Linked DNA regions of Homo sapiens: region 1 is linked to region 2. A link is a loop called in an ENCODE intact Hi-C map of the cell type or tissue named here. Cell type or tissue: heart left ventricle. All regions are shown on one strand. Links, peaks and the distances in the headings refer to the core of each region. The heading gives the core; the rest is flanking DNA.

Region 1 (15,841 bases), core at 3,844-8,843, 200 kb before region 2:
TACATGAAGCTTGCATTTCAAGAAGTGTCTGTTTCAAAAAAAAGTTCCCACTTTTGGACCCTGAGCTATGAAAAGCCAAAGTCACCTCGAAGTCGAATAAAAAAATCAATTTAACAAAACAGTCCCTTTCACACACACTCCCACCCTGCTGTGTTATTTTTTTAAAACCATTTAGTGTCATTAAGCCATTGCCTCATAAAGTTGTTTCACCAGGAACTTCAGTTTCCCCAGGAAGAGATGAAAATAAACTGAACATTTCATGTCACTGTTCCCACGAGTCTTAAAAAATCATGTTTGTCTTTAACAGCACGATATGAAACATCTCTTGTCGATAAGGAGTTATACTTCAGGATAACAAGGCAACAGAATCTACAATGATAAATTTTACCCACATTTTAAGCCAGAATTCCTCATATAGATTACCAGGCATATTTGACTCCAACCATATTTTCCCACATAATTATTTCTTTTAAATCTCCTAATTATTCCATTCTGTTGAATACCATATGTCCTGCTGAGGGACAATTGTGTCTAAACAAATCAACAGGTTTTGCATCATTGTCTAAATATGAGGGAGAAACAACAGCCCCACAACTCTACTCTGGCATTTTGGTGGAAATGAAGAGTTCTAAATCCCACATTGGGAATGCCTCATCTCTGGCTCCCCTGGAAGATAACTTGTGGAGCCCAAAAACAAAGCCAAATGAATTTTGGAAAGGTCAGTGGGAAAGACATTGGGGTGGGACTTTTCCAGAAAATGTTTGAGCCTTTGCTCCATGAGCTGTCTGGTCACCCGGACAGTTTGTACTTCCCAGAGAGGGTGGGGAAGAGAGCAGAAGCAATTCTTCTCTCTGGGTACCTGGGTCCAGGGGGGCTGGAAACCTGGGATTTGCTCAGTTGGCTTGGGTGCAGTTGTCTCACCCTGGGAACGAGCCCGTTTGAACCCTATGAACAGTGTAGTTATGTCAGGAACCTTGGAGATAGAACAGAACATCTGTGGGAATAAAATAGCTGAGGATTGTCTGCCTTGTGTCTTGTTTTCGAGAGAACTGCTGATGTGTTTCAAATAATTGAATACTGTGCGCTGGGAAAGTGCTTCTCCCTGAAGCCAGTTCCAGGCACCCCAGAGCTCCAGTGCTTCTGCTAAGGGCTTGCAGACATCGCTGTTAACACGCCACCTTCCAACAATAATTGACCTTTCTCCTTTTTATTTTCTTTTTTCTCACCCTCTCTGTCTTGCTCTCACTACTCTCCCCCTTTCTCTAGTCTTAGTTTTCTCTTTATATGTTTATGTCTTCCCTCAAAGATGTGGCCAAGAAGCCCCGATGGCTCTCAGAGTCACAAAGAAGGTTAAGTGCACTGGTGTGAGGATAACTGGCAGTTCTGAGAAATCCGCAAGTCCCTGAAGATTCTTTTCCTCCCTCTGTGATTGCATCAGCCTCGCCCTCCCCTACTTGTCTGTGTTGTCCATTCTCCTTTTATCCATGCTCACTTCTAAATCAGTTCATTCAAACACCATAAGCATTTGCCTTCAGCGAATTAACTCTGATTTAGTTCAAAGTTCAATCAAAAGGAACCAGAATAAAGGAATAGAGTGGACTTTCCTTTCGGCGCCCCCACCTGACTTCCCATAAGCCAAACTAGCTTTTTCGTCGACCTCAGCATGGTTAGAGCTTCCAGATCTCCTTTCCAACTGCCCATGCAATGTCAGAAGGAAGGGTAATGGAGCACACCTCTAGAATGTTGGGGATCAGTGGTGCTCCCAATTAGGGGCAGGTGCATTAGCACACACACACTTCCTGGCCTCTTCCCTGGCCCCTGTCCAGAACTCCAGCAAGCTAATCACAAGGAAAATGTGTGTGCCTGAATGTTAGGAGTGAACAGGCAGGTGACTTGCTTCAGAATTAGCTTGCAGCGTCTCTTTTTCTAGCTGCCATCCAGTATTAGATGTGGTAACCACACCAGTTAACACCCCGGATTGGCTTGGGATTATGAATGGAAGGAAGGGAGATCCCCATGCAAGCAAGCAGCTGTCCCTTTGCTTAATTATTGGGATCCACAAGTCCATCCCTATTGCCAGGGCTTCAGTGTCGAGATGATGAAATAGGTGATTAAGGGACTTGGAGGCCAGTCCACATTGCAGCTTTGTCTGAGTGTTCCAACGACAAGTGTTATTAGTCCACTAATCATAACATTGCCTGCAGTGGAATTTCCTTGGGAAGGAATGGGGCAGCGCCTCCATGCCAGAGGGCTGCGCAGCATGAAAATACTAACACATCACAATTGGCTGTTCTGTGGGAAGACGATTCCAACATCCAATTCAGGAAATAGGTCACCGGGCTGCTAGATACACTGCTATTTTGATTTACTTCCTTAGACTCTTGCAGTCTTCATAGACTTCTCTCTGGGTAGAATCAAACTCCTCCAACTTACTGGCTTCTGGAGTGCCACATAGGGAAAGATGCAAGCAAGTTCTGAAAACAGAGGCATGGATTTCTCGTGATCAATCTTGTGGTGTCCTGGTGTCCACTTGCTTCTAGAATCAAACACAATGCCCTTCGGGATACTCCTCACCTTGACCTCTTTCAGGGGAGCTTCCCAGAGGTCTGGGGCCATGGCTTTTAGGAGCCTGCAGCTGTGCCGGCCAGACAACAAATGTTTAGTGAGAGGTTGAAGAGATACAAATGGGTTGAAGGGCGCCAGAGCCTTCTCAGTAATGAGCATAGCAAAGCTTCGATTTCCAAGGATCTTGGGAGGACAAGATGTACTCATTTGGAGTATTGCACTGCCAGGGCTGTTTGTACCAGCTGTCGGGTTCAGAGACCACCCTGTTGGTGGGGTCAGGGGCCCAGCCAACCCTTTCTTTTATTCTATACCTCTGGTCACTTGGGCCTTAAGAAGCAGGAGTCGGGGCGGTGGGGGCGGTTTGGGGCTCTGTCACTAAGCAGCTGCCTCTTTCCTGGATCAGTCTAGACTTCCCTCTGATTTTTCCTAAACCCAAGCAGTTGTCTACTGCCTTGGAGTGTCAGCAAAGGGTATTTGTGGGTCTTTGGTATTTGCAGATTTCATATCAGGCAAAAGCTTACATTCCCCTTTTCTTCTTCTTCTTTTTTTTTTGAAATGGAGTCTCGCTTTGTCACCAGGCTGGAGTGCAGTGGCACAATCATCTCAGCTCACTGCAACCTCTGCCTCCCAGGTTCAAGCGATTCTCCTGCCTCAGCCTGCCGAGTAGCTGGGACTACAGGCGCATGCCACCACACCCAGCTAATTTTTGTATTTTTAGTAGAGACAGGGTTTCACCATGTTGGCCAGGATGGTCTCGATCTCTCAATCTTATGATCCGCCTGCCTCGGCCTCCCAAAGTGCTGGAATTACAGGCGTGAGCCACCGCGCCCAGCCCCTTTACTTCTTCTTCTTCTTTTTTTTTTTTTTTTTTTAAGGTAGACAGATTATATGACATTGGGGGCTCTGAACTTACCCACTGCCCACTTTTTGTTTTTAGCCTTTCAACTACTGGGTAATTCTGGATTTATAACCTCTTTCTTGGTGCCCAGAGACATACTATATTATGTTGGGGCATAAATTTTGGGCTTCAGCTCACCTGTCCAGAGATGCCATCCCAAGGCAGTCTTTTAGGAGATGAGGAGTTGTACCAGTTGAGATACCATGGGAGGGTTTGAAGAGGTGTCTTGCTGAGTAAGACCAAAGGGTGTTTTCTCTCTCTCTCTCTCTCTCTTCCTCTCTCTTTCTTGCTTTCTCTCTCTCTTCCCTGCTAGCCATGACCTATATCAGCAAATAGAAAAGGGGAATATTTGTGATAAACTCCTCCTGGCAAATCCATTTTTTGGGCTCTGGACTTGAGAAGAGCTTTACTGCCTTTTAAAATTCTAAGTAGTCTGTTAAACACTATTTCGACCCTCTAATTCTTTCTCCAGTTCTTTTTTCTTTTCTTTCTTTTTTTTTTTAACAAATCTTTAGAGCAGAGGTTGTCACACAAGTAAGTGGAGTAGAATTTATAGTCACTGCAGAACAACCACATGGTTATTGCATATACTGCAGAGACAAGCAAAAGATATGAGACAAAAATTGCAAGAGCAAGCACCTCCAAGTTATCCAGCAGCCAGTAAGGTTACAGAGATTGCTACTGGTTACAGAGGCTGTGATGTGAGCTGGGCCTGAATTTGATCCCCAGCTGTGCTCCTTATAGCCGTGGCACTAGGCAGGTTCCTGAGCCCCTGCTTCCTACCCTCCAGATGAAAACAAAAGTTCTTAGTGCGAAAGGGTTGGGAAGGTTAAACAAGAAAATATAGGTGATATGCTTTCTCAGCCCAGTCCTGGAAATTAGTAAAATGGTCACAGAATGGTGACTTTTCTCATTATGAAAATCACCTCCTTGGCTTTGTAGTCCCATTTCCTGTTTAATAGCAACTGAAATAGCCACAGGAGCCACCACCCCCCATCTGAGTCTGGCTATTTTCGAGGCTCCATTTGGAAGGGGATGGCCCCAGCAGTCCAGGGGGTGGGAGGTGGTGGGGAGGGAGGCATTATTCTCTGGGTTGCAGCTGTGGCAGTAAGTACAGTATCCCCCACATGCCAGATGAATCAAGCTGAGGGCCAGATCTGGGCTGTGGGCCAGAGGTTCCCCACCCTGATTTATAGCATGGACAGAGATGTGGGTGTTTTGTGAATATATTTTGATGATGATAAAAAAAAGAGAGAGGGGAGGGAACGCCATTCCTTAAAAATGTGCTGAGGGAGGGAGGTTCAGACCTATCTTCAAGATTAGAGCAGCCTGGCTGTTCGCGGTAGCAAGTCATTAGAAAGAGGCCCATGGAAGAGCAGCCTGTGAGAGGCCTTGAAACACAGTGAATTGTGAATAAGGCCCCTGTATGCCAGCCATTGGGGGCAGATTAGGCTTGCTGTCCTCTCTGCAGGTGTGGAGTGGGGGACTAAGCCTGCATTTTAACTCCTGCAGGTCCCAAGAGCAGAGAAAGGGAGCACTGGGTCTGCTGAGCTGTGGGGAGCCCCCCGGCCCCATGCGTTCCCAGTGCTAATAGTTCTCCCGAAACCAGCCAGGCTTTGCCTCTGAGATCAGGCCTAGGTCATTGCCAATGGACTGAGGACAACAGGCTAAGTGTGGAAGTTTGCCCTGGATGGAGTTTGGAGAAAACTCACGTGGAGGATTTATTCTAAACCTTCAACCTAACAACACATTTGAGAGGGCTGGCTGAGCAGCAGATGGGAGTTGTGGCTCCCTCCAGAATGTTCCCCTCCCAAACAAGGCACAGCTAGGCACAGACCTCCTTGTTTTACTTGTGGGATATCAGGCACAGTTGTCCTGGTTTACTGTGTTTCATCCAGGAAAGAACTTCAATCAGGTTTCCTAGGACCCCTACAGATCTTTGAAGACAAGAGATTTATTCCCCAGAGGTGAGGCCACTAAACAGACAGGGTCCTAAAGCTTGCAGTTCATAAAATCACATCGGTCTGCAAACATCTTTTTTTTTCTAAGGGAAGGGCAGTGAACGCTCTCATGCCAACAGCCTGCAGTATCTGACAAGTACAATCTGGTTTTTTTCCCTCTCACCTCTCACTGCTCCCAGCCTTGAGCCTTCTGTTCAAACCAGGCCTCATCCTCATCCCCAGCACCCCTGCCAACCCACCCTGCTCAGATTTGCCTTTAAGCTTTTGCTCCATCTGGAATCCTCTTGCCCTTTGAGGATCCAAAGCCTTTGTCCTTTCACATGACCAGTTCTCTGAGGAAACAGCCCTAGCTATTCCTGAGGCCCCCATTACTGCCTGGTCAAGGGCTTTGGGGCACATACTGCCTGTGCGTCCATCCTCATGAACTCCAAATCTCCCCGCTACTCCACAGGACAAAGAAAACGAGACTGACAACGAAGTCTGAAGGAGAAAGGCAAGTATCTTTCTGCTGGACTGGCCCTCAAGACTTAGCACAAGTGAGTTTTTGGAGTTTTTTCCTGTGATTTCTGTGTGTACATATATACTCACCTCTTTTCTGTGTTCACTTCACTGAAACACAAATCCACCACACCCATAAGGCCAACCCTGGGTTACTTTTTGAGCCTGCAGAGATTTCCCCCAACAGACAAAACTTCTAAGCCCCGGAAGTTCTCTGTTTTATATCTAGGATGTGAACTAAGACTCTGTGAGAGGGGTTCTGGTCTATATCACTTGGGGCTGCCTCCTTCAAGGGATGGTGAGAAGCCCCCTGAAATGAAATAAAATGGTTTCTCAGGCTCTTCCTTTTGAATTTCCCATTTCCTGCCTCAGGGCTCAACAAAGGACTTGTGTATGAGGGGGTGTGTGAGTGTGTGTACCATGGCAGGAGAAGGCACACAGGATCCTTGTTGTTCATTCACTTTTCCTGGGAGGAAACAGCAGTGGGTGTCTATTCCCAGCAGTATTAGGAAGCAGTGGTGTGGGCCCCTCGCCGTCTCTCTTCCCAGCTTGCTGGGAACGTCTTTTACTCCAAGCTGGTTAAGTAACCACAGAGTTGCATCTCTGGCTTCTCTGACTACCTCCCACTCTCCACTTGATGCCCACAAAAACAATGTGTTCAGCTGATGTTTGGGTAACGTTGTACATATTCCTAGCAAGGACATTGGACATATTCCTTGCAGATAAGGAAGGTAGGATCCGTTCCTGACTCAGGAGGCTGATGTTTCATTCTAATAAAGCTCAAGGTTTCTCCTCGCCCACAGTCGTGCTTTTTGATAACCTGGCAACAGCCAAACCTCAGTCATTGCTTTGAATGGCCCTATCTCAGCATTTAAGAGCATTTTTCAGGGGCTGGGCTTCATAAAGATTGGGGTTTTTTTGAGATCCTGTTAAAAAATGGGGTAAGCATCGTGGGCACATGCTCATCACAACCCAGGGAACAAACTGTTGGCGAGGAGTGTAGTAGAGCCCACATACAGACCAAATGCATTAATTATGAATGGTTCTTATCTTGTGATTAAAACAGATCTGGCAGGCCTGGAACTTGGCAGCCCTTGGTTAGCTATTAGTTCTATGCTACTGTACCGGCTGGGCAGTCATAAAACTGTATCTCTTTGAAAAATGGTCCATCATGTAGAACAGCCTCCTCTGCACCCATTAGCTCAAATTGATATGACTTGATGGCCTAATCTTGGGCTTCTCAGATGCTGGATTTAATTTCTGTCTGGAGCTTTAGGAAATCTGGAGGAAGGGACACAAGGGCTGCATGCAGTGAGGTAGGGTCAGAGGATGTACACACCAGCCCCCACCTCCATCTGCACAACTCCCCTTACTGATGGAAGGCATCCCTCTAGTTCATGTTGCCATTGTGTGCCCCCACTCTGTCAAGCCCTGTTAAGGAATTAACTACAAGTTGGGAGTTCATTGGTAAGATCCTGGGGCATGACTTGCAGGTGCAATCACAGCTTACTGCAGCCTCGACCTCCTGGGCTGAAATGATCCTCCCACCTCAGCCCTCCGTGTAGCTGGAACTACAGGTGTTTGCCATCAATCCCGGGTAATTTTTTATACTTGTATATTGACAGGTGTCTCAAGGAGGCAAAAGCTCCCAAGGATGGAGGCCATAGTGCTGGGATAAGAACTCATAGTGTAGATATTTTTGGACTGAGTCTTATCAGAAGACACTTTAGGAATTTCAGGAATCAGAAGGGTGTGATTGGGAAAACAGGGGCAGAGCTTCCCAATGCCCCAGAAATCCCACCAAATAGACCACACTGAGTCTCCAGTCAGATGGTGCCAATCTCTCTGCTCTACCCCGGCAGTAGTAGGCCTACGATATTGCTAGATAGCATTCATGAAGTTCCAGCTAGGCCAAGTACTTTTGCAAGTTCATGAGCAGGCCCCTAGGGTAGTCTAGCTTGTAGTCTAGATGAGAAGGCTGTTGCTAATGCTTGAATGGACTTTTATTTGATTATTTGATTTAAATGTCTCAAAAATGGAGCAAGAACCTAATCTATTGACAAAAACATGAATTTGGGAATCAAATCCAACCATTGCTCATTTATTCACCTTCAAAAGTTGAGCATTTTATATTGAGCATTAAATATGTGCCAGGCACAGTGAAAAGCATTCATGTGACAGGTAGGTACAATTATATCCCCATTTTATAGAGATACAAACTGATGCTCGGGCATATTCATCTCGGTTGCACAGCTCTAAAGTAGTGGTGCTGGAATTAAAAACAATGTAGCACAGAGCATAGGTTGTGAAGTCAGGCTGCAGGAATATTCATATTCTTATAGATAAATGTGTAAAACTAAGGGATGTTTCTTTTCATAAGTGTTCTCTGGAGGAGCTCTCAGCCTCACGTGGGAAAATAGCTCTGTCACTCAGAGGAGAGCTTTAGGAGGATGATACAGGTATGGGCACCATCAACATATAGAAGGCAAGTGAAGCTGAGGGAGATGAGAGGAAGGGCCAGAAAGACTTGCTGTAGGTCACACAGCCATCAAGGACAGAGCCAGGCCCAGGCAACAGCACTTCCCCCATTGCCGTTTCCTTCAGCTGCAACTTCCATACCAAGAGGCGGCTCCATCCTTTCCTCGCCCCCTTTCTCTTACTTTACAGTCAGACAGGAGTTATTTCCCAGGAAGCAATAACAGTATTGACAATCAGAGGAGTTTGGGACAGGCACCGTGGCTTATGCTTATAATCCCAGCACTTTGGGAGGCCGAGGCAGGAGGATTGCCTGAGCCCAGGAATTTGAGACCAGCCTGGGCAACATAATGAGACCCCATCTTTACAAAAAAATTTTTAAAAAATTAGCTGGGCATAGTGGCGCACAACTATAGTCCTAGCTACTTGGGAGGCTGAGGCGGGAGGATCGCTTGAGCCCAGGATTTTGAGGCTGCTGTAAGCTATGATGGCATCACTGTGCTCCAGCCTGGGTGACAGAGCAAGACCCCTATCTCTTAAAAAAAAGAATTCATCTTGAGTAATTATTCATAGCTATTGAGTATGAATGAATTCTGTGGTAAATAGACAACTCTAGGGATTTCAGCACCCACTCCCATTGGGAAACCTTGCTCTAAACTCTCACATAAAACACTTTCCTTCTCAGAAACTCAATGCTGGCTGTGAAGAAGAGCTTCCAGAGCAATGACTTTCTCTTGACAAAGGCTGGCCCTCTCAAAAATGGTAACATTTGTCTGTTGCAGTGTGCAAGCTCACACCTTTCTCTCATATGGAGCCTTCAGGTCCTCATGTGCTTGTGCTTTCACCCCTGGATCAGAGTGCATCTTCATGTGCTGTCCACATGTGTACAACAAAACTGTCTCTCTGGGGCCAGGTGTGATGGCTCACATCTGTAATCCCAGCACTTTGGGAGACTGAGGCAAGTGGATCACTTGAGGTCAGGAGTTCGAGACCAGCCTGGCCAACATGGTGAAACCCCGTCTCTACTAAAAATACAAAGTTAGCCGGGTGTGGTGGTGCACACCTGTAATCCCAGCTACTTGGGAGGCTAAGGCAGGAGAATCACTTGAACCTGGGAGGTGGAGGTTGCAGTGAGCCAAGATCAAGCCATTGCACACCAGCCTGGGGAACAAGAGCGAAACTCCGTCTCGAAAAACAAAACAAAAAAAAAGATAGAAAGAAAGAAAAAGAAACAGAAAACACCTTTCTCTATGGAAAGAATATCATAATGGCTCATATGCTCTTTTCTGGGCCTTTGTTTCAGGGGACAAGAACCCCAACAGTGGAATTTCAGGCATCAGCCAGCAGGTGGGTGGATTAATAAAGAGAGATTGAGAGAAGGCACCTTTCTGCCACTCCTGAAATCATACTCCTGGCTCTGAGTGTCAGTCCCGTTTGGAAACTATAGCTGGAAAAGTCTCAGCTGCCCCTGACACGGTCAAATGGAAAGTGCATGGGCTCTGGAGTCAGACTGTCTGGGGTCGTGTTCTAGCTCTGCTACTTACTAGCTGTGGCACTTTTCATAAGTTACTCAATGCGTGGTGCCTCAGTTTTCTCGTTCTATAAAACAAGATAAGTATAGTACATAATTCACAGGGTTCTTAGGTGGGTAGATCTAGATAACTTGAATACATATAAACACTTAGCAGAGTGCCTGTGTGCCGGGTACAATGGGAAGCACTTAATGAATGGTATCTAGTCTTATCATTTCCTTGCTAAAGCTACCTCTTCTTTTAAGTCCCTTAACTAAGTAGGTCACTTTAGAGAAACTCAATTCAACTGGAATTATTGAGTGTCTGTTGTGTGCCTAGCATTGTGCTGGGGACACTGTGAGGAATACAGGAGAAATCTATGAAGGAAGAACTGTTCTCAAGGAGCTTTTTAGGCAGGATGTTTTGAGTTTCCTCCAACAGCCCAACTAGCAGCCACGTGGAGAGGCCCACGGCTCTTCCTTACATAGTAGCATAGCAAGGGGTTTAAACTTATGGGCTCTGCAATCAGACAGGCATATCATCTCTGCCTCCTGACTGAGGTGTGATGTTGGGAAAGGTACACTACCTCCCCATTTCTCGGTTTCCTCATCTATAAAAATGTGCATCATAATTACATCTTTATACATTGTGTGCCCATCAACATAGATTTATGATTATTGATTTATGCAATTGTCTTTTCAATCAGATAGGAAAAAAGGGAGTTACAAAATACCTTAAAATCTTTAACATTTACCTTTAAATATTAAATTTACTGGTGTTCTTTTCTTTCTTCCTGTGGATTCAAACTACTATCTGGTGTCCCGTCATTTCAGCCTGAGAGATTCCCTTTATCATTTCTTGTAGTGAAGATATCCTAGCAACAAACTCTCACTTTTTATCTAGCTGGGAATGCCTTCATTTCTCCTTTATTTTAAACAACAGTTTGGTTGGGGATAGAATTTTTGGTTGACAGTTGTTTGCCTTTCAGCACTTTGAATATGTCATCACACTGGCTTCTGGTCTTCATGGTTTCTGATGAGAAATCAACTGTTAATTTTATTGGGGGTCTTTTGTATGTGATGAGTCACTTCCCTCTTGCTGCTTATGAGATTCTCTTTGCCTTTGGCTTGTCACAGTTTGATTACGATGTATCTAGATATGGACATTTTTGAGTTTATCCTACTTGGAGTTGGTGGTGCTTTTTGGATGTGTAGGTTAATGTTTTTCATCAAATTTGGGGAGATTCTGCCTATTATTTCTTCAAACATTCTTTATACTCCTTTCTTCCTCTCCTCTCCTTCTGAAACTCCCATTAAGTGTACGTTGTTATGCTGGATGGTGTCCCACAGGTGTCTGAGGCTCTGACATTTTTCTTCATTCGTTTTTCTTTCTGTTTCTCACGCTGGATAATATAAGTATCTTCAAATTTGCTGATTCTTTCTTCTCCCCATTCAAATCCGCCATTGAACATCTTTAGTGAATTTTTCATTTTAGTTATTATATTTTTAATTCAAAAATTTCTATTTGGTTGTTTTAAAATAATTTCTATTTATATTTTCTGTTTATTGAGATATCACTCTCATATTTTAGTTCTTTAGACATGGTTTCCTTTCACTCTTTGAACCTATTTGAAATAGCTGATTTAAATCTTTGTGTAAAAAGTCCAACATCAGGCCTTCCTCAGGGACAGTTTCTATTGATTGTTTTCTTTTCCTTTGTATGGGCTATTTCTTTGCAGATCCCATACATTTTTTGTTGAAAACTGGGCATTTTGAATATTATAAGGTGGCATCCTGGAAATCAGATTCTCTGTCCTCCTGAGCGTTTGTTGTTGTTGCTGCTTGTTGTAGTAGTTATTTGTTTAGTGACATATTCTGTTTGAACTTCTACCAGAGTTGGCCAGTCCTATCTCATAGCTACAATTTGCAAAGTATAACTCCCCCTACTGTTTGCTTTGGCTGCCCCACAACTCTTTTGATGAAACTTAAAGCCAGGCATTAAGAGAAGCAAGATATAAATATGAAGCTTGTCTTGATGCCTCTTAGATCTTCATGGAGCAACCTTTATTCAAATAACTCATAAATTACAAGGCAAATCAGCATTCATTATCTGCCTTTATGTCAGAATGAGAAAAAAATGAGAGATTTACATGGCATGAGAGAAGAACGCATTCCACTCTTCTAAGAGGCGTTAAAGGCTCCCTTTTTAGTGAAATAAGCCACAATCCAGAAGGAGAATGGAAATCCATGTCACTTGAGAGAGATGCCACTAGCCCTTTCCTTCTATTTGCAAGCCTCCCTACTTTTGAGGGAGGGGGAGCACACCCCTGCTAACCGGAGTTGTCTAGGTCCTGTGGTGTTACCAGAGACAGGGGTGCCTATGTGAGGCTCTCTCTCCGAGCAAAGGAGGAAGCCTTAGGAAATTGGGAGGTAATCAGAGACTGGGCCAGAAGGACTGGTAAGGTAGCCTGAGGAGCATGGGCAGAGTGTCTCCAGCACTGGATGGGGGTAAAGAGGAGGGAGAGAAAGGGGGAAAGGGAGGTAGGTAATGGGATAAAATATGGTCAATAAATTCTGTGACACTGGGGCAGGCTTAGAGCAACGGGTAGTTTGCCCTTCCTGACTCCATATTTTCACCAGGAAGTTTTTTTTTTTTTTTTTTTTTTGAGACAGAGTCTTGCTCTGTCGCAAGGCTGGAATGCAGTGGTGTGATCTCGGCTCACTGTAACCTCCACCTTCTGGGTTCAAGTGATTCCCCTGCCTCAGCCTCCTGAGTAGCTGGGACTACAGGCGCATGCCACCACGCCCAGATAATTTTCTGTATTTTAGTAGAGACAGGGTTTCACCATGTTGGCCAGGATGGTCTCGATCTCCTGACCTCATGATCCGGCCGCCTCGGCCTCCCAAAGTGCTGGGATTACAGGCGTGAGCCACAGCGCCCGGCCAGGAAGTTTTTAATATTGTTATTTTGTTCTTGAAATATTCCTTAAGCATCAACCTTATACATTCATTCAACAATTATGTACCAAGTGTCAGGCATTAGAAATACTGAGATGAATAAAACAGGTCCCGATTATAAGGGAAAGTAATGTATAGAAAATTACAGTAGTGTGAGAGCAGAAGTGTGACTGAGGGAAGGCCAGGGAGCTGGATCTGCAAGGAGACCCCTCACTCCAGCTTCGAGTAGGGGTAGGAAATAGAATTTATAAGGCTTCTAGCAGGAGGTAATGCTTGAGATGAATCTCTAACCTTAAAGCACAATAAATTTGTCAAGCATCATTGGCCAAAGGAGTGTGTGAGGGTGCAAACATCCTAGTGAGAAGGAACAGAAGCCAGAAGGAGCTTCTGGTATATTCTGATACATTCTAAGACGGAAAAATAGCTTTGGAGGATGGACATAGGGTGTATGGAGGGTTCCAAAGGAGATTAGATTAGAAATTTAAATAAAGCCAGATCATGAAATGCCCTGCAAGTTTTTGTTTGCTTGTTTTTTGAGACAGTCTCACTCTGTCACCCAGGCTGGAGTGCAGTGGTATGATTTCAGCTCACTGCAACCTCTGCCTCCTGGGTTCAAGCTATTCTCCTGCCTCAACCTCCCAAGTAGTGGGGATTATAGGCACCCGCCACCACACCTGGTTAATTTTTGTATTTTTAGTAGAGATAGGGTTTCACCATGTTGGCCAGGATGGTCTCGAACTCCTGACCTCAGGTGATCGATCCGCCCACCTGAGCCTCCCAAAGTGTTGGGATTACAGGCGTAAGCCACTGTGCCTGGCATGCCCTGCATGTTTTAAGGAGGCATCTGTGCTTTATCTTGAAGGTTATGAGGGAGTCAACAAAGGATTTCACAGGGGAATGACCTAGATAGTATAGTAAGGCAGTTAAGAGTGCAGAATCTATATATCAGTGATGTTCAAAGTGTAGTTCAGGTACCAGCAGTCTCAGTGTCACGGGGAACTTGTTAAAAATGCAAATTCTTGGGCCCCATTCTAGACCTACTGAATCAGAAACTAGAGATAGGCCCCAGTCAGCTGTGTTTTAACAAGCTCTCCAGGTGACTGCAATGCGTGCTCAAGCTGGAGAACTACTTCCCTACACAGACCACCTAGGTTGGAAGCCTAGCTCTCCCACTATATAACCTGGGGCAAGTTCTAAACTCCAGTGAAGAGAGGGGGTAAGGGGAGGGGACGGGAAGTGAGGGAACAGCCATGACACTAAACTAAGACCCACAGGCCATATAAAAATGGTTGGTCATCCAGAAGGAATCTGGGTGACAGTGACATTCATGATAATAGCTTACATTTATTAAGAGCTTACTGCGGACCAGGTATTATTCTAAGAACTTCACAAATATTAATCTACTTAATCCTCACAACAACTTTATAATCCTATTTTTCAGCTGAGGAAACTGGGGCTCAGAAAGGTAAAAATATGGTGTGATGTGGAGAGATGTTTACAATTAAAGTGGGAATTTTTTTTTTTTTTTGAGACAGGGTCTCGCTCTGTCGCCCAGGCTGGAATGCAGTGGCACGATCACAGCTCACTGCAGCCTCGGCCTTCCAGGCTCCAGCGATCCTCCCACCTGTCTCCCAAGTAGCTGGGACTACAGGTGCACTCCACCATGCCCAGCTAATTTTTGTATTTTTTTGTAGAGATGGGGTTTCGTCATCTTGCCCAGGCTGGTCTCGAATTCCTGGGCTCAAATGATCCCCCCACCTTGGCCTCCCAAAGTGCTGGGATTACAGGCATGAGCCACTGCACCCAGCCGAGTTTTGTTTTTATTAAAAGAAAAAACCCATAAATCATGTATATATGCATGGAAAAAGACTGGGAGGAAATAGCCCAACATACTCATTGTGGTGGTGCAATTGCAGGCATTTTTAATTTCTTTTTTGTAGTTATCTTTGTTTTCCAGAATTTCTCTAAGAAGTTTATATTGCTTTTGTAATCAGGGAAAACACCCTTTTGAAAAAGAAAAGAAATTGAACATGTGCACTTGAGGAAGATGTGAGCATCCTCTCAGTGCACAATGCAGACCCACAGAAAGAAAAATGCACCTGGCTTGTCGCTATTTCATGCAAGAGGATTCTGAGGGCCTTATCATGTTGGCACGCAGTGAGGGAACTGGTGGAGGAGTTTGGAAAAAAAATCAGTGCAGATAGATAGTTCCTAAACACCCTTCATCCAGCTTTCTCTAATGTTAACTGAGTTAACCATAGCACAGTTTCCAGATCAAAACTAGGAAATTAACAATGGCACAATAATATTGACTAAACCATAGTTTATTCACATTTTCCCGGTCTTTCCACTAATGTATTTTTTCTGTTCCAGAAGCCAATCTAGGATCCCACCTGGCATTGCGTTGTCATGTCTCATTAGCCTCCTTCAATTTGACAGTTCTTCAGTCTTTGTCTTTTGTGGCTTTGACACTTTCTAAGATCCTGGTCAGCTACTTTGTAAAATGTCCCTCAATTTAGATTTGTTTTATGTTTTTTTTTTTCATGATTAGATTGAGGTTACACGTTTTTTGAGAGGAATATCAGAGAAGTGATATTATGCCATTCTTAGCACTCCCTGGTCTTTTAATAACTGTGTCCCCTTAAACGCTTTCATCATGCAATTTTAAAATTATAAGCATAAATGGTTGCAAAGATGTTTATTTCCAATCTGTTGTAAATATCAGCATTTGAAATGCAATTACTTCACTCTTTTAAAGGTATTCAATGGAATCTAAATAGCAAAGTCATTTTTACCCACCATTATTTTATTTTAAAATACATGAAGATCTTTTTTAAACATTTAACATTTTACTCCTTGAATCTGTATTTCTAGTCCACTTTCCTCAGATAATTTTATCTTAAGGTAATACATTCTTGGCTGGGAGCTGGGGCTCATGTCTGTAATCTCAGCACTTTGAAAGGCTAAGGCAGGAGG
Region 2 (14,838 bases), core at 192-5,191:
TATTTTTGCAATATGTTCCTGAATATGTAATATAAGTGTATTGGGATCATTTTGCATCCATAGTTTTGTATCAACATATGGAGAAAAGTCTAGGAAGAAATATACCAAAACTTGTAACAGTATTATAGTATAAAATTATAGGTAATGTTTGTTTTTCTCTTTATACTTTTATGTATTTTCCAAGTAATATTTGCATAAACAATAAAATGCATTGCTTTTATAGCAATAATAAAACATTTTATTTTTAAAAAGAGTTTGTATTTTTTTTAAAGCATGAACCCCTGACATAAGGGTGGGGGAAGACTTCCTATTTGGCCAGCAGTGGGCCTAGAATACTTTTTCAAACATATCTGGGAAACCTTTGTACAACTTCAGTTGGATCTGCAGTGCAAATGTGTTTTCATTTGCTCTTGGCAAAGAAAAGAGAAAGTATAACTAAAAAATATAACCACGACAGAGTTATAATAGTAATATTAGTAAACAAACTGCTATCTATGTCTAATCAAAGTAACATTTAAAGAAGTATAGAAAGCTGAAACAGGCTCCTTTTCCTCTAGTAGCAATTCAGGAAGGTGGTACTTGGATGCTCGCCCAGGGCCTCAAGACGCATTGGCCAGTTTGAGATATGCCCAAGTCAGGAAAACACCTTATTTAGGTTATTTCCACTCAGCCAACTTCTTGCAGATGCGGGTAAAGCCCCCCCTGCATTTTCCCGCAAATTCAGCTGAGCTCCATAGTAACTCTGGTGTTGCAGAACACATGTGACACCTCAATTTAGGCGATCCTTGTTCTGGTAAGAGATGGAACCATTTGGTCACGTACCTGGCCCATGGTCTGAAGGGCACCTACCAAGGTTTTAGCGTTCCTCAGTGGCACTGATTTGGACAGAGACACATTACAGGAGGATCTAAGTTCCTTCCTATCTTTTTAGTAGCATTTTGGGAAACTGTTCCCCCACCAAGGACATATTTGGCACTCTAGCAAGTCCATATGACTAGACATTACTTTCTTTTTTTTTTTTTTTTTTTTGAGACGGAGTCTGGCTGGCTCTGTCACCCTGGCTGGAGTGCAATGGTGCGATCTCAGCTCACTGCAAGCTCTGCCTCCCAGGTTCAAGCGATTCTCCTGCCTCAGCCTCCCAAGTAGCTGGGATTACAGGTGCCCGCCACCTTGCCTGGCTAATTTTTTTGTATTTTTAGTAGAGACGGGTTTCACTGTGTTAGCCAGGATGGTCTCGATCTCCTGATCTCGTGATCTGCCCACCTTGGCCTCCCAAAGTGCTGGGATTACAGGCGTGAGCCACCGTGCCCGGCCGACATTACTTTCAAAATAGATCCATCATATTCCTTAAAGGAGAAGCTGAGTTGTGAGGCAAATATATATACACATATCCATTTACAAAGATACAGGAGACCATTCCTCCAATTTTCTGATGCCCTGCCCTTGTTCTGCTTAAGAACATACAATCATACAACCAAACTGGTCCCCATGCTTAAATGTGTGTACTCCTCTTTAAGGAGCATAAGCATTTTTATCTGCCACACTCTGTCAATCAGAGCATATTTACTGGGTGCCTACCTCTGTGCTAGTTACTTGTGGATAGAGGAGCGGGTAGGGGAGAAGCGGAGGTTAAGGTGATACTGAGCCAGAGAGGCCTTGAACACACGAATACTTTGTCTGCCACTGGGTACAGAGCAGGGATCAGCTGAGGCTTTGACCTTCGTCTGAGCCAGGTCAGACCACACAGAGAATCTGCTTTGCTAAGCAACCATCTAAGTGGCCTCCTTTCCCCTAGGGCTCACTCTAGTCCCTGCTGGACAAAATGTATGGAATAGGGGCAGAGTGTGGGAGGGACCCCTTTCTAAATGGGAGGTCTCGCCTCTAGGGCTGAGAAAGAGAGAGAGAGAGAAATCATTCCAAATTGAGCATTGATCTTAAGCCCCTTTCGTTGACCAGTGAAAAAAAAATCTTCAGCCCCTGAATTTCTTTCTATATATGTATATATAGAGAAAGACAGAGAGACAGGGTCTCACTATATCGCCCAGGCTAGTCTTGAACTCCTGGGCTCAAGCGATACTCCCACCTCAGCCTCCCAAAGTATTGGGATTACAGGCGTGAGCCCCTGCGCCCGGCTGAATTTCTGAACCAGTGAAATGTCCTAGAATTTGGCCAGTACAGAGATTGCTTCTCAGAGTTGGAAGTATGCCAAGAGGGGTTGAGGAGGGGCAGGTGCAGAAGGTGCTGAGGGCTTCCCTTTGTTAACAGGGTACAAACCCTCATTTTACACAAGTCCAGCCCCTCATTTTACAGAAGAGAAAACCAAGTTGCAGAGAGAGAAAATAAGTTGCAGAGAGGTCGTGCAGAGAATTGGGCAATGTTACAACTTGAACCTTGAGCTTCAGGGCTTTTTCCATTGTAATATACTGGGTCTAAAGGACACAGGGAGTGACTTGGAAAGACTCTATGAAGGATATGGGACTTGATGAGCACCTGCAAAAGTGGGTGGGGCTGGGCATGGTAGTGTTCACCTGTAGGCCCAGCTACGCCAGAGGCTGAGGGAGGAGGATCACTTGGGCCCAGGAGTTCCAGGCTGCAGTGCGCCATGATTATGCCTATGAATGGCCACTGCACTCCAGCCTAGTCAACAAAGCAAGGCCCTATCTCTTTAAAAAAAAAAAAAAAGATAGGTGGGGCCAGAAGAGGCAGAGAGGACAGGGGTGGACATTCCAGGCAGGGGGTAATGACATAAGCACTGGAGGAATGGATGTGGTGTCACCACAGGGCAATCTGGAGGAAATTAAGGTCAAGTCTTCCTTCTCAACGTGGGCTATGCAAGCCCTTGAGGGTATAAGACAGTGTCCCATGGGTTGCCAAAAGCCACAGAATATAGATGGCACAATTTCCTAGAGCACAGCTTGGTATCCATAATAAATAATTTACAGCATTGTTTTTCTGTAAAAACAAGCACAAATTTAAACAGATAAAACTGAGACCTCACAAAATCATTTCCAGTTTGTTGCAGGCCCCTCCAGGCCGTCCTAGGACTCCCACTCCAGTCTCATTCTGAGGGAGTATTTGTGCACTGGTCTCTAGGCATTTGGCTGTTTGTTTTTCCTGCCAGCACTCCTTGTCTTCTGATAACAGTTCCCTGGCTCTTTCCTTTGCTGAACTGCCCCTCCTCCACTGCAATCATGGGATTCTGGAAGGGCTGCCCATCTCTGTAAACTGCTGAGCCTTTCACCAGGCACGTGACCCAGGTCAGGCAAACCACAGTATCCCATCCTCTCTTCCACAATGATTGTGGTAAAGAAAGTTCACGTGACCCCAGCCTAACCACTCAAAGTACTTGCCTGGGATTTTTTTTTTTTTTTTTTTTTTTTTTTTTTTTTTGAGACAGGGTTTCAGTTTGTCACTCATGCTGGAGTGTGACGGTGTGCATGTGGGTCGCTTCAGCCTTGAACTCCTGGGCTTGAGCAATCCTCCCGCCTAAGCCTCCTGAGTAGCTGGGACAACAGGCGCACCACCACACCTGGCTAAGTTTTTTATTTTTTTTAGAGATGGGATCTCACTATGTTGCCCAGGCTAGTCTTGAACTCCTGGGCTCAAGTGATCCTCCAGCCTCAGCCTCCCAAAGTGTTGGGATTACAGTGGTGAGCCACCATACTCAGCCTTGCCTGTTTTTTTGTTTTTGTTTTTTATGTTCAATGCTGAAATGGAGAGAGCCTCCCTTTCTTCTGTGGCTTCTAAACCTAAAGCTGTATATGGCTATGCCCTCCCCAACCCTGCTCTGCCATGTCTCTCACCCGAGGAATATTAGCAGGAGAGAATGAGAACAGCATGCACATAAAAAAGTAAAACATGCACATAAAAGAGAGAGACGACAGACAGAGAGCAGAGACAGAGAGAGAGCTAATGACATTGCTTGAGTCCTTGAACCCAGGTGGTTCTCGCATCAGCTCCACTCCTGTCCCTCAGTGACCAGAGCACATATTGTCCCTTTTGTTTAAGCTAGTCTCATTTATTCATTCAGCAAAACTTATCAAGTACTTTCTAAATGCTGGGCACTATTCTAGGAATGGAAAAAGAGCGGTGAACAAAAGAGACAAAGACCCTGCTCTTGTGGTGTTTCCCTACCACATTGAGTTGTGCCTCTGTCTCTGTCACTTGCAACTGGAACAGTGCTGCCCACCAGACCATGGGAGGCTTGACATGTTGGCCTAAGGACTATGCTATAAACAAGAGGGAGACTTTGCATGTTAGCCCGAGGACTACTATAAACAAGGGCTGGGGGGTGAGCTTTGAATATTTTCAGGAGAGGAATCACATGATCTTTCACAAATGTCTAGATTTGAGGCTGGGCTAAGTTAGAAGCAGTGACTACAAAAAGGCCAGAGTGGCTGGCACTCTGATTTGTTCAATTTTTGAAATACCCTCATGAAGAAGGTGGCCTACTGAATCAAGGTCTCTGGAAGGAAACCCAATTTGGGAGGAAAATAAAGTGCTTCCAGGAAGTGTTCCAGGCCCAGCTCTTCCTGCCCTCCCATCCTTTCCTGGCTGGGTCCTTTGGTTCAGCCTTCCCGGCTTGCTCCACTCTCTCGCCCTCTGCCCGTGTGCTGCACTGCTGCTTGGCTTTGAGGCCGACCTAGCACTGGATTCCTCTCCCCTCGAACCCACACATGTCTGCACATGGAGTCCACATGCCACTGATAGGAACAATGTGAGCTGCAGAGAAGGCTTCCCTCTCCCTGCCCCAATCCACCTACCTTTTTTTTTTTTTTTTTTTTTTTAGATGGAGTTTCACCCTTGTTGCCCAGGCTGGAGTGAAGTGGCGCGATCTCAGCTCACTGCAACCTCCGCCTCCCAGGTTCAAGTGATTCTCCTGCCTCAGTCCCTCGAGTAGCTGGGATTACAGGTGCCTGCCACCACGCCCAGCTAATTTTTTGTATTTTTAGTAGAGACAGGGTTTCATCATGTTGGCCAGGTTGGTCTCAAACTCCGGACCTCAGGTGATCCACCCACCTCGGCCTCCCAAAGTGCAAGGATGAGCCACCACGCCCGGCCTCCACTTATCTTTCAAGACCCATTCCATGTGCCTCCTTCTTTTGAGGACTGCCTTGACCACCCCACTCATACTGAACCTCGTCTGACCTCCTGCCATACCCAGTGTCCAGACACTGGCTCATGTCCATTTTTACAGGTGTGCCTCCTGCAAATCCGCAGGAAGCACCAAGAACCAGGTCCTTCTTCACCCCCAAATCTGTCATGGAGCCCAGCGCTGTTCCCGGCACAGCAGAGCGGGTGCTCCATCCAGGTTGACTGATGACATTGAGCATATAGATGGCCTGGGGATAAGGCCATCTTAATCCTTTTCCTGGGACAGTCCTGGCTTAGGCCTACTTTATTGTCATAATTATTAGTAGCATCTCATTTCACTCTCAAAAGTGTCCCATGATAAAATATATTGTAACCATATTTGTTTAGAGGATATTAAAGGGGCTGTCGTCACAGCCCAGTTGAAGAGATTCCTGATATAGGACAAAGTATTTATACAATCAAAACCACATTATGGCCCAGAATGATGGCTCATGCTTGTAATCCCAGCACTTTGGGAGGCTGCGATGGGCAGATCACTTGAGGTCAGGAGTTCAAGACCTGCCTGGCCAAAATGGTGGAACCCTGTCTCTACTAAAAATACAAAAATTAGCTTGGCATGGTGGCTCATGCCCACAGTCTCAGCTACTCAGGAGGCTGAGGCAGGAGAATCACCTGAACCCAGGAAGTGGAGGTTGCAGTGAGCCGACATTGTGCCCGTGCGCTCCAGCCTGGGCACAGAGTGAAATTCTGTTTAAAAAAAAAAAAAATCAGCATTGTGGCAGGGTGCGATGGCTCACACTTTATAATTCCAGCACTTTGGGAGGTCACAGTGAGAGGACAACTTGAGGCCAGAAGCTTGAGACCAGTCTGGCCAAAAAGTAAGATCTCATCTGTATTTAAAAAAACAGACAAAACAAACAACAACAACAAAAAACCCATTTTTTAAAAAACCAGTATTATGTTGCAATTCCATGCTCTGTCACTTGGAACTGAACGTATTCCTTAGAGAACTCCGGAAAGTCTTGTCTACTCAACTGCAACAGGCTCCCACACACTCTCTGGCACATGAAGCATTAAAGCCACAGTCCAGCCTGTCACAAGACACAGATATTATCTCCATTTATTTCACACCATGGGTATGCAAAATAGCACCGTTATGCACCTCCAGGACTGGGAAGGCACACGGGCCTGGTCCAGGACCAGAAAGAATTCAAAGACAAACATGAACAAACCTCAGGTCTAGCAGATGAAGCAAAGGGTTGCTTCATGGTTCTTTTCAGAGTGGCTTTAGTTTGTGAAAGTCTACCTCACAGGGGAAACCAAAAGAAAAAACACCCTCATCCTATCACCCTTCCATCTTCCTCTTCTACCTCTGTCTCCCCAGAGTTGTGGCTTCATCCTACTCCTGCTCCTAGTGTAACCACCCAATGGGTTCACCATGCCCGTTGCCTAGACAGAGCCGATTTATCAAGACAGAGGAATTGCAATGAAGAAAAAGCAATTCACGCAGAGCCTGCTGTGCGGGAGACCGGAGTTTTATTATTACCCAAATCAGTCTCCCCAAGCACTCGGGGATCAGAGTTTTTGTTTATTTGTTTGTTTGTTTTTTGAGATGGAGTCTCATTCTGTCACCCAGGCACTGCAACCTCCGCCTCCCGGTTCAAGCAGTTCTCCTGCCTCAACTTCTGAGTAGCTGGGATTACAGGCGCCTGCCACCATGCCCAGCTAATTTTTACATTTTTGGTAGAGATGAGGTTTCACCATATTGACCAGGCTGGTCTCAAACTCCTAACCTCAGGTGATCTGCCTGCCTCAGCTTCCCAAATTGCTGGGATTACAGGCGTGAGCCACCATGCCCAGCCAAGGATCAGAGTTTTTAAAGATAATTCGGCAGGTAGGGTCTTGGGAAGTGGGGAGTGCTGATTGGTCAGGTTGAAGATAGAATCATAGGGGGTCGAGGTGTGTTTTTCTTGCTGTCTTCTGTTCCTGGGTGTGATGGCAGAACTGGTTGAGCCAGATTACTGGTCTGGGTGGTGCCAGCTGATCCATTGAGTGCAGGGTCTGCAAAATAGCTCAAGCACTCATCTTAGGTTTTACAATAGTGACGTTATCCCCAGGACCAATTTGGGGAGGTTCAGACTCTTGGAGCCAGAGGCTGCATGACCCCCAAATGTAATTTCTAATCTTGTAGCTAATTTGTTAGTCTTGCAAAGGCAGACTGGTCTCCAGGCAAGAAGGGGTCTTTTTGGGAAAGGGATATTATCAATTTTGTTTCAGAGTCAAACCATGAACTGAATTCCTTCCCAAAGTTAGTTTGGCCTATGCCTAGGAATGAACAAGGACAGCTTAAAGGTTAGAAGCAAGATGCAGTTGGTTAGGTCTGATTTCTTTCACTGTCATAATTTCCTCAGTTATAATTTTGCAAAGGCAGTTTTACTGGCACTCAACCTGGGCAGCTCTGTTTGCCTGAGATACTCATATTCTTTAGAGTGGAGCACCTGCAAGACAAACAGACCTCCCTCCGGTGGATTAAAGATGGCCACAAATTCTTTGACATTCCTCCCATAGAGACATGGGGTCTGCATCCCCTCCTCTTAAATTTAGGCTGGCTTCAGTGACTCGCTGCCCAATGTGGCCAAAGTGGCCTAGTAGCTTCCACTGGCTTCTTGGAGCCTTGAGCTTCCACGTGGGCATCCACCTACTCAACGGGCATCATGCTGGAGAAACCACATGAAGCAATGGCATGGAGAGGTCCTGAGACTACGATTTGGAGAGAAGGAGCTGCTGGGCAGCCCCTAACTGTTTCAGCCCTCAGCGGTGAAGGTCATTCCAGTTAAGATCCCGGATATCGCAAGTCACCCCTCCCAAACTGCCGATTTGTGAGCAAAAGAAATGATCATTGTTGTTTTAACAAACTAAGTTTGGGTGTGGTTTGTTATGTCACAATTGATAAGCAGAACACTCCCTCTTGCCCGTATTAATTTTTTCAGCTTTATTGAGGTATAATTGATATACAAAATTGCACATATTTAATGTATACATTTTGATGACATTTTGCCAATGTGGATTTATCATTTGTTGTAGCATAAATCTGATGCGATATTAAGCTCTATAACAGATGTTTGTATGCCGGTGTTCATAGCAGCACGATTCCCATTAGCCAAAAAGTGGAAGCAAACCAAATGTCCATTGATGGGTGAATGGATGAACCAAATATCCATACAATGGAATATTATTCAGCCTTGGAAAGGAAGGAAACTGAGACATGCTACAAGGTGGATGAACCTTGAGGACATTATGCTAAGTAAAATAATCCAGAACCAAAAGGACAAATATCGCATGATTCAACTTATAAGAGTTATGTCCCCATATGAGTAGCACAACTCATAGAGACAGAAAGTAGAGTGGTTCTTGCCAGGGGCTGGGGTAGGAGGGAGAATAGAGTTAGTGTTTAATATGTATAGAATTTTAATTTGGGATGATGGGAAGGTTCTGGAGATGGATGGTGGTGCTGGTTGCACAACAATGTTAATGTGCTTAATGTCAGGGAACTGTATACTTAAAAATGGTTAAAATGGTCAATTGTATGCCATATAAATATAACCACAGTAAGAAGAAATGGGGAAAAATAAATATATGTTGGAAGGGTCAATTAATTTAAATAATTAATTTAAGAAATTAAATATTTAAATTAAAATATTAAATATTTTTAAAATACTTATATAAAAATAATAAATGGCTGGACACAGTGGCTCACGCCTGTAATCCCAGCACTTTGAGAGGCCAAGGTGGCAGATTGCTTAGGTCAGGCGTTCAAGACCAGCCTGGGCAACATGGGGAAACCCCATCTCTACTAAAAATAAAAAAAATTAGCTGAGTATGGTGGCAGGCGCCTGTAATCCCAGCTACTCAGGAGGCTGAGGCAAGGGAATTGCTTGAACCTGGGAGGCAGAGGTTGCAGTGAGCTGAGATCGTGCCACTGCACTCCTGCCTGGGCAACAGAGTGAGACTCCATCTAAAAAACAAACAAACAAACAAAACAAAACCAAGAGGAGGGAGTCGAAGTGCATGGGGGTCGGGAGAGTCTGCTCATCACGGGAGTCTGTGCTTGAGTGGGTTGAAGATGATGGCCTTACAGGGGGATGACCTGGAGCAGGGAGTAAGAGCCCAGGAAGGGTGAAGAGATCATCCGTGTGGAGGGGCCACCCAGTGTGGCATACAGAGCCTGAGGAGGGCGTCCACGCATGGGGCTAGCCTGGCACAGGTGTTAGAACCTAGAAGGTCAGCCTGGGCAACATAATGAGACCTCATCTCTGCAAACAAATATAAATAAATTAAACAAAAATAAATAAATAAGCTGGGCATGGTGGCTTGCACCTGTGGTCCCAGCTACTTGGGAGGCTGAGGTAGGAGGATCGTTTGAGCCAGGGAGGTCGTTGCAGTGAGCCTTGATGGCACCACTCCACTCCAGCCTGGGCGACAGAGCGAGATCCTATCTCAAAAAAACAGGACCCTAGAAGGTCAAGAATGGTGTCTGCAAGCAGGGTGTATAGGGCATCCACACAGGATGGTCTACTGGGGACTATCTGAGTCTGAGCAGGGAGGAGAGGGCATCCGTGTGGAGGGGCAGCCTGATGTGAGGTCTAGAACCCAAGCAGAGTGAGGAAGACATCCATGCCGGAGGCAGCCAGGCAGAGGGACTCAGAGTCCAAGTGCAGCCAGTAGGATGTCCACGTGGGGACCAGCTTGTCCTGGAGAGTCAGAGGCGGAGCTAGGGAGTCAGCATCTCCCTGAAGAGGCAGCCTGGCAAGACGGTGTCAGACATGAGCCGGGTCATGAGGGCATCTACACAGGGGCCGCTCGGCATGCAAAGCCAGAGCCCAAGTGGAGTAAGGAGGGTGTTTGCCAGGGGTGTGGGGTGGCCTCCTGCAGGTTTCCAAACCTGAGATAAAAGGAGAAGGCGGCCGGGAGCAATGGCTCATGCCTGTAATCCCAGCACTCCGAGGCAGGTGGATCACCTGATGAGGTCAGGAGTTTGAGACCAGCCTGGCCAACATAGCAAAACCCCGTCTCTACTAAAAATACAAAAATTAGCTGGGCGTTGTGGTGCACGCCTGTAATCCCAGCTACTCTGGAGGCTAAGGCAGGAGAATCGCTTGAATCTGAGAGGTGGAGGTTGCAGTGAGCCAAGATTGCGCCACTGCACTCCAGCCTGGGTGACAAGAGTGAAACTCCGTCTCAAAAAAAAGGGTGTGTGTGTGGGGGAAAGGCACCCACTGGGGGTCGGCATGGTGAGCGAGGTGAGGCCAGCCATGTCAGGGGTGGGGCCCAGTGTGGCTGTCAAAGGCCAAGCCAGCTGAGGACACTACTGCCAATGGGTAGCCTGGCCTGGGGTGTCAGAGCTCAAACCGGGGAAGGAGGGTGGGCTAGTGTTTGATGTCAGATCCTGAGGTGTCAGTAGCTCACCCATGTGGTCGGGGGCAGCCTGGCATAGAGTGTCAGAGTGTGGGTGGGGCATATAGGGTATCCATGCCATGGGGTGGCCTGGAGCATTGTTTCAGAGCCCAAGCAGGGTTCAGAGGGCGGGCGTACATGTGGAGGGCAGCCTGGCATGGCCAAATCTTGGCCCAAGTGGGCTGAGAAGGCCATCAATATGCAGAGTGGGTGGGACTAGTATGAATTCTAGAACACCCGATCCTAGTCACAGTTAACACAGCTGAGGATGGGAATGACGTGTCAAATGAAAACCGGGACAATTAGTAAAAGTCTAAACGCATGACAACCCCACCATCCCCACCCCTGCTGCCCTTCCCCATTGAGCTCCCTGGAAACCACCTTATTGCCCTGAGGAGTAGGCTGGCTTTTACTCTCCGTAGCAGATGTCTCTAGTACCTCTTGTCCCTTCCCCTTGAGCCCCACCGATTTCAGCTGCTGAAGTGCACTGTCTTCTACAAGATCAGCCTGACCTCATGCAGGCAGCACAGCGTTTGCCCTTGAGGGAGCATTAAGTCTCTTTCTGCTTTCAGTTTCAAGGCCTTCTCTTAACTGGCTGACTTTTAACAGCAGACTAAACCATTCTCCCTTCATCCCAGGGAGAAGCCTCCATGATGGGGGTGGGGGCTTTGGTTTAAAGGCTCTGGCTTCCTGTTCTTCAGTGGACAATTCTGAAAGCCTTGTGGATGTTTCCAAGGAAGCCTCCTGTTTCCTACAGGGATGACCTCATTCATAATGCACCTTTTTACTGGCTTTTCCTCTTTCCCCGTCTCACTCTCTTGGCTCCCTCTCCCCAATTTCCCAGGACCAACTCCCAGATAAACCACCTGTTCTCAAATCCTCTTCTCAGCCTCTGCTTTGAAAGGAACCCAAACTAAGATAGTCTACATTTGGAGATGCCATAATTAAATGTCTGTGTTCTGGTCCAATTATTTTATTTTATTTTTATTTTGTTTTATTTTTGAGACAGGGTCCCCTTCTGTCACCCAGGCTAGAGTGCAGTGGTGCAATCTGGGGTCACTGCAGCCTCGAACTCCTGGGCTCAGGCGATCCTCCCCTCTCAGCTTCCTGAGTAGCTGGGACTACAGGCACGCGCCACCATGCAAGGCTAATTTTTGTGTTTTTTGTAGAGATGAGGTCTCATTACGTTGCCCAGGCTGGTATGGAACTCCTGAGCTCAAGCAATCCACTCACCTCGGTCTCCCAAAGTGCTGGGATTACAGGCGTGAGCCACCGCGCCCAGCATGGTCCAATCATTTTAGAGTGAAGCCGGCGGACAGGCCCCATTCATGCCACAGAACTTCCAGTCATCTTATGGATATCTCAACCCTAAGTATGGACAGCCAAGATCAGGGCCCAGGGCTAGGACATCAGTGAGGTAAGCAATGCACTCTGAGTGCAAAACGTAAGGAGGCTTTCACTCTCAATTGCCAACCCTGCACTTGCAGGACCTGAGCCTGAGGGACCCCTGACATTTTGCACCCTGGGCTCTCTGCTTGCCTCACCCTACTCCTGGCTCTGGCCAAGACACTAATAAAAAGCCTGTAAGGTTGAAACAAACAAATAGAAAAAAAGAAACTCAGATGAAAAAGAAACAATGCAAACAACAAAGAGCAATTCTTAGAAATCCACAATATTCTCAGAGGCATAAGATAATTTATTTATTCACCAAGAAGAAAAAAAAAGGGGCATTTAAAGAACAAGAAAGAGCTCTAGGAAATTAAAGGTTCAAGATACCACTCAGAGAGCAGAACAAAAAAGGCAAAGAACAGTAAAACAGACCGGAAAAGGAAAAGGACATTAGAGGATTGTTCCAGATGTGATGTAAGAGTGCCAGAAAGGGGGTAAGAAAAAAGTGAGAGAATATTATCAAAGAAATGATACATTAAAATATCCAAAGCTGAAAGACATAAAGTTCCAGTTTTCAAATAATAAAAACACTGCGTGCCCAACAGAGTGAATGAAGAAAGCCCACATCAAGTCACCTTTTGTGTACATTTCAAAAACAAGAATTTAAATAAGATTCCAAAACCCCGTCTCGACCAAAACTACAAATATTAGCTGGGCGTAGTGGTGTACACCTGTAATTCCAGCTACTCGTGAGGCTAAGGGCAGGAGAATCGCTTGAACCTGGAAGGCGGAGGTTGCAGTGAGCCAAGATTGTGCCACTGCACTCCAGCTTGGGCAACAGAGCAAGACTCCATCTCAAAAAAAAAAAAAAAAAAAAAAAAAAGAAAAAGAAAAAAAAAGAAAGAAAGAAGAAAAGAAAAGAAAAAGAAAATATTCTAAGAGATTCCGGAAGGAAAAATAGGTTATACACAAAGGATCAGGAATCAGAATAGCTTTGGATTTTTCCAGAGAAATACTGTGTTGGCAGACAGAAGATAAGGAAGCAATGCCTTCAATATTCTGAAGGAAAATTAACATCTAACAGAGAATTCTATACCTGGCCAAACCAACAATTAAGTGTGAAGCTTGAATATAAACACTTTCAAACATGCACAGTCTCAGAAATTCCTTTTATTGTACTCTTTCTCAGGAAGCTACTGGAGGGTGAATGCAAAATGAGGGAGAGACACCAGCTTTTGTAAATCGCAGGCTAGGTAATTTGGACTAACACTACTGCTAAAAATATCAGAGAAGGTGGACAAAATCATTTACAAATATCCTCAAAAGTATAAAATACTTAACAAGACAGTGAGAAGGTAGTGCATCGAGCTCCAAAGAGGGCAAGAACCCAGAGAGATGAATCCAAATCTTGGGCATCACTTTTGCTCAGAGATAGGGAACAAAAGCCAGGGTCCAGGGTCAGTCAAAAATGGAGACTCTGGCTGAGTGCGGTGGCTCATGCCCATAGTCCAGATATTTGGGGAGGCCGAGGCAGGAGGATTGCTTGAGCTCAGGAGTTCGAAACCAGCCTGGGCAATATATGGAGACCCCCGTCTCTCAATAAATAAATAAATAATGGAGACTCTGGGAAACCATCCCTACTTTGGGGTGGTATCCTGAAACACTCTACCCTAGGAGTAAAGATGACTTGGAAGTAAACTAGCTCTCACATGCATTGTAGCCTGCATTCCATTCATCCGAGTAACCCAGAAAAATCTCATACCCTGAAATTAAATTCAGTTGATTTCAGATAGCTAGTAGCCCCAGACACCTGAGGATAAAAGTACAAGTATTCTTTGGAGGAATACAACAATATCCTGGGCTTCAAACTATTTATTTAAAATAAAATCTAATGTCTACGTCATGCAATGCATGTTTGTGCAAAACCTGGCGCTAAAGCATTTGTAGATGACCTGCTTCTGTGTGAGGGTTTCATCCACAGCGGGGCAGTTCTCTCACTGTGATCTATGGAGAGTCAGCCTTTGACACAAGGGTTTGTAAGAAAAAAAAAATTATTAAAAGAAAAATAAGAAACAATAAGAAACAAGAATATTTATTTATTTATTTATTTATGTATTTATTTGAGACAGAGGCTCACTCTGTCACCCAGGCTGGAGTGCAGTGAAGCGATCTCAGCTCACTGCAACCTCTGCCTCCCAGGTTCAAGCAATTCTCCTGCCTCAGCCTCCCGAGTAGCTGGGACTACAGGTGCCCACTACCACGCCCAGCTAATTTTTATATTTTTAGTAGCACACTTGGTTAATTTTTGTATTTTTAGTAGAGACGGGGTTTCACCATGTTGGCCAGGCTGGTCTCAAACTCCTGACCTCAGGTGATCCACCCACCTCGGCCTCCCAAAGTGCTGGGGCGTGAGCCACTGCGCCCTGCTGGAAACAAGAAATTTTTAAAAATAAGAAAATTTTAAAGAAAAAATTTAATATCCAACACATAATCAAAGATAATAAAATACCTCACATCATGAATGTTGTTTTTTGTTGTTGTTGTTGTTGTTGTTGTTGTTGTTTTGAGACACGGTCTGTCGCCCAGGCTGGAGTGCAGTGGCACAATCTCGGTTCACTGTAACCTCTGCCTCCAGGTAGCTGGGACTACAGGCGCCTGCCACCACACCCAGCTAATTTTTGTGGTTTTGGTAGAAACGGGGTTTCACTGTGTTGGTCAGGCTGGTCTTGAACTCCTGACCTCAAATGATCCTCCGTCTCAGCTTCCGAAAGTGCTGGGATTACAGGCATGAGCCACCGCGCCCGGCCTCAAACACATAAAGATTTAAGACACCGTGTCAGTGGTTTGGGGCTGGTATAATAGAATGCCGTAGACATAATGGCTTAAACAACTTATTTTTCA

What was found. A loop is a pair of places that touch in the nucleus more often than their neighbours do. Peaks named below come from ENCODE experiments on the same cell type or tissue, not always from the same donor. Only the 100,000 strongest peaks of a DNase experiment are listed, where the experiment ranks them.
Region 1: a loop joins it to region 2, with 2.2 times the contacts of the local background. A loop is called at or near these places in 6 of 110 quality-filtered maps.

What each region holds. Positions count from the first base shown.
Region 1 is chrX:134,723,554-134,739,394 of GRCh38, reverse strand. It overlaps a transcript of PLAC1 not described here. Among named protein-coding and RNA genes, the nearest start is that of PABIR2, 66 kb to the left of the region's middle. In heart left ventricle, for the core only: no CTCF peak of the experiment used is centred there; no DNase peak of the experiment used is centred there.
Region 2 is chrX:134,525,418-134,540,255 of GRCh38, reverse strand. It overlaps MIR450B (microRNA 450b), which reads left to right; the gene lies at 1-71. Among named protein-coding and RNA genes, the nearest start is that of MIR450B, 7.4 kb to the left of the region's middle. RefSeq lists a silencer at 11,033-11,132. In heart left ventricle, for the core only: no CTCF peak of the experiment used is centred there; no DNase peak of the experiment used is centred there; H3K27ac peaks cover 452 bases.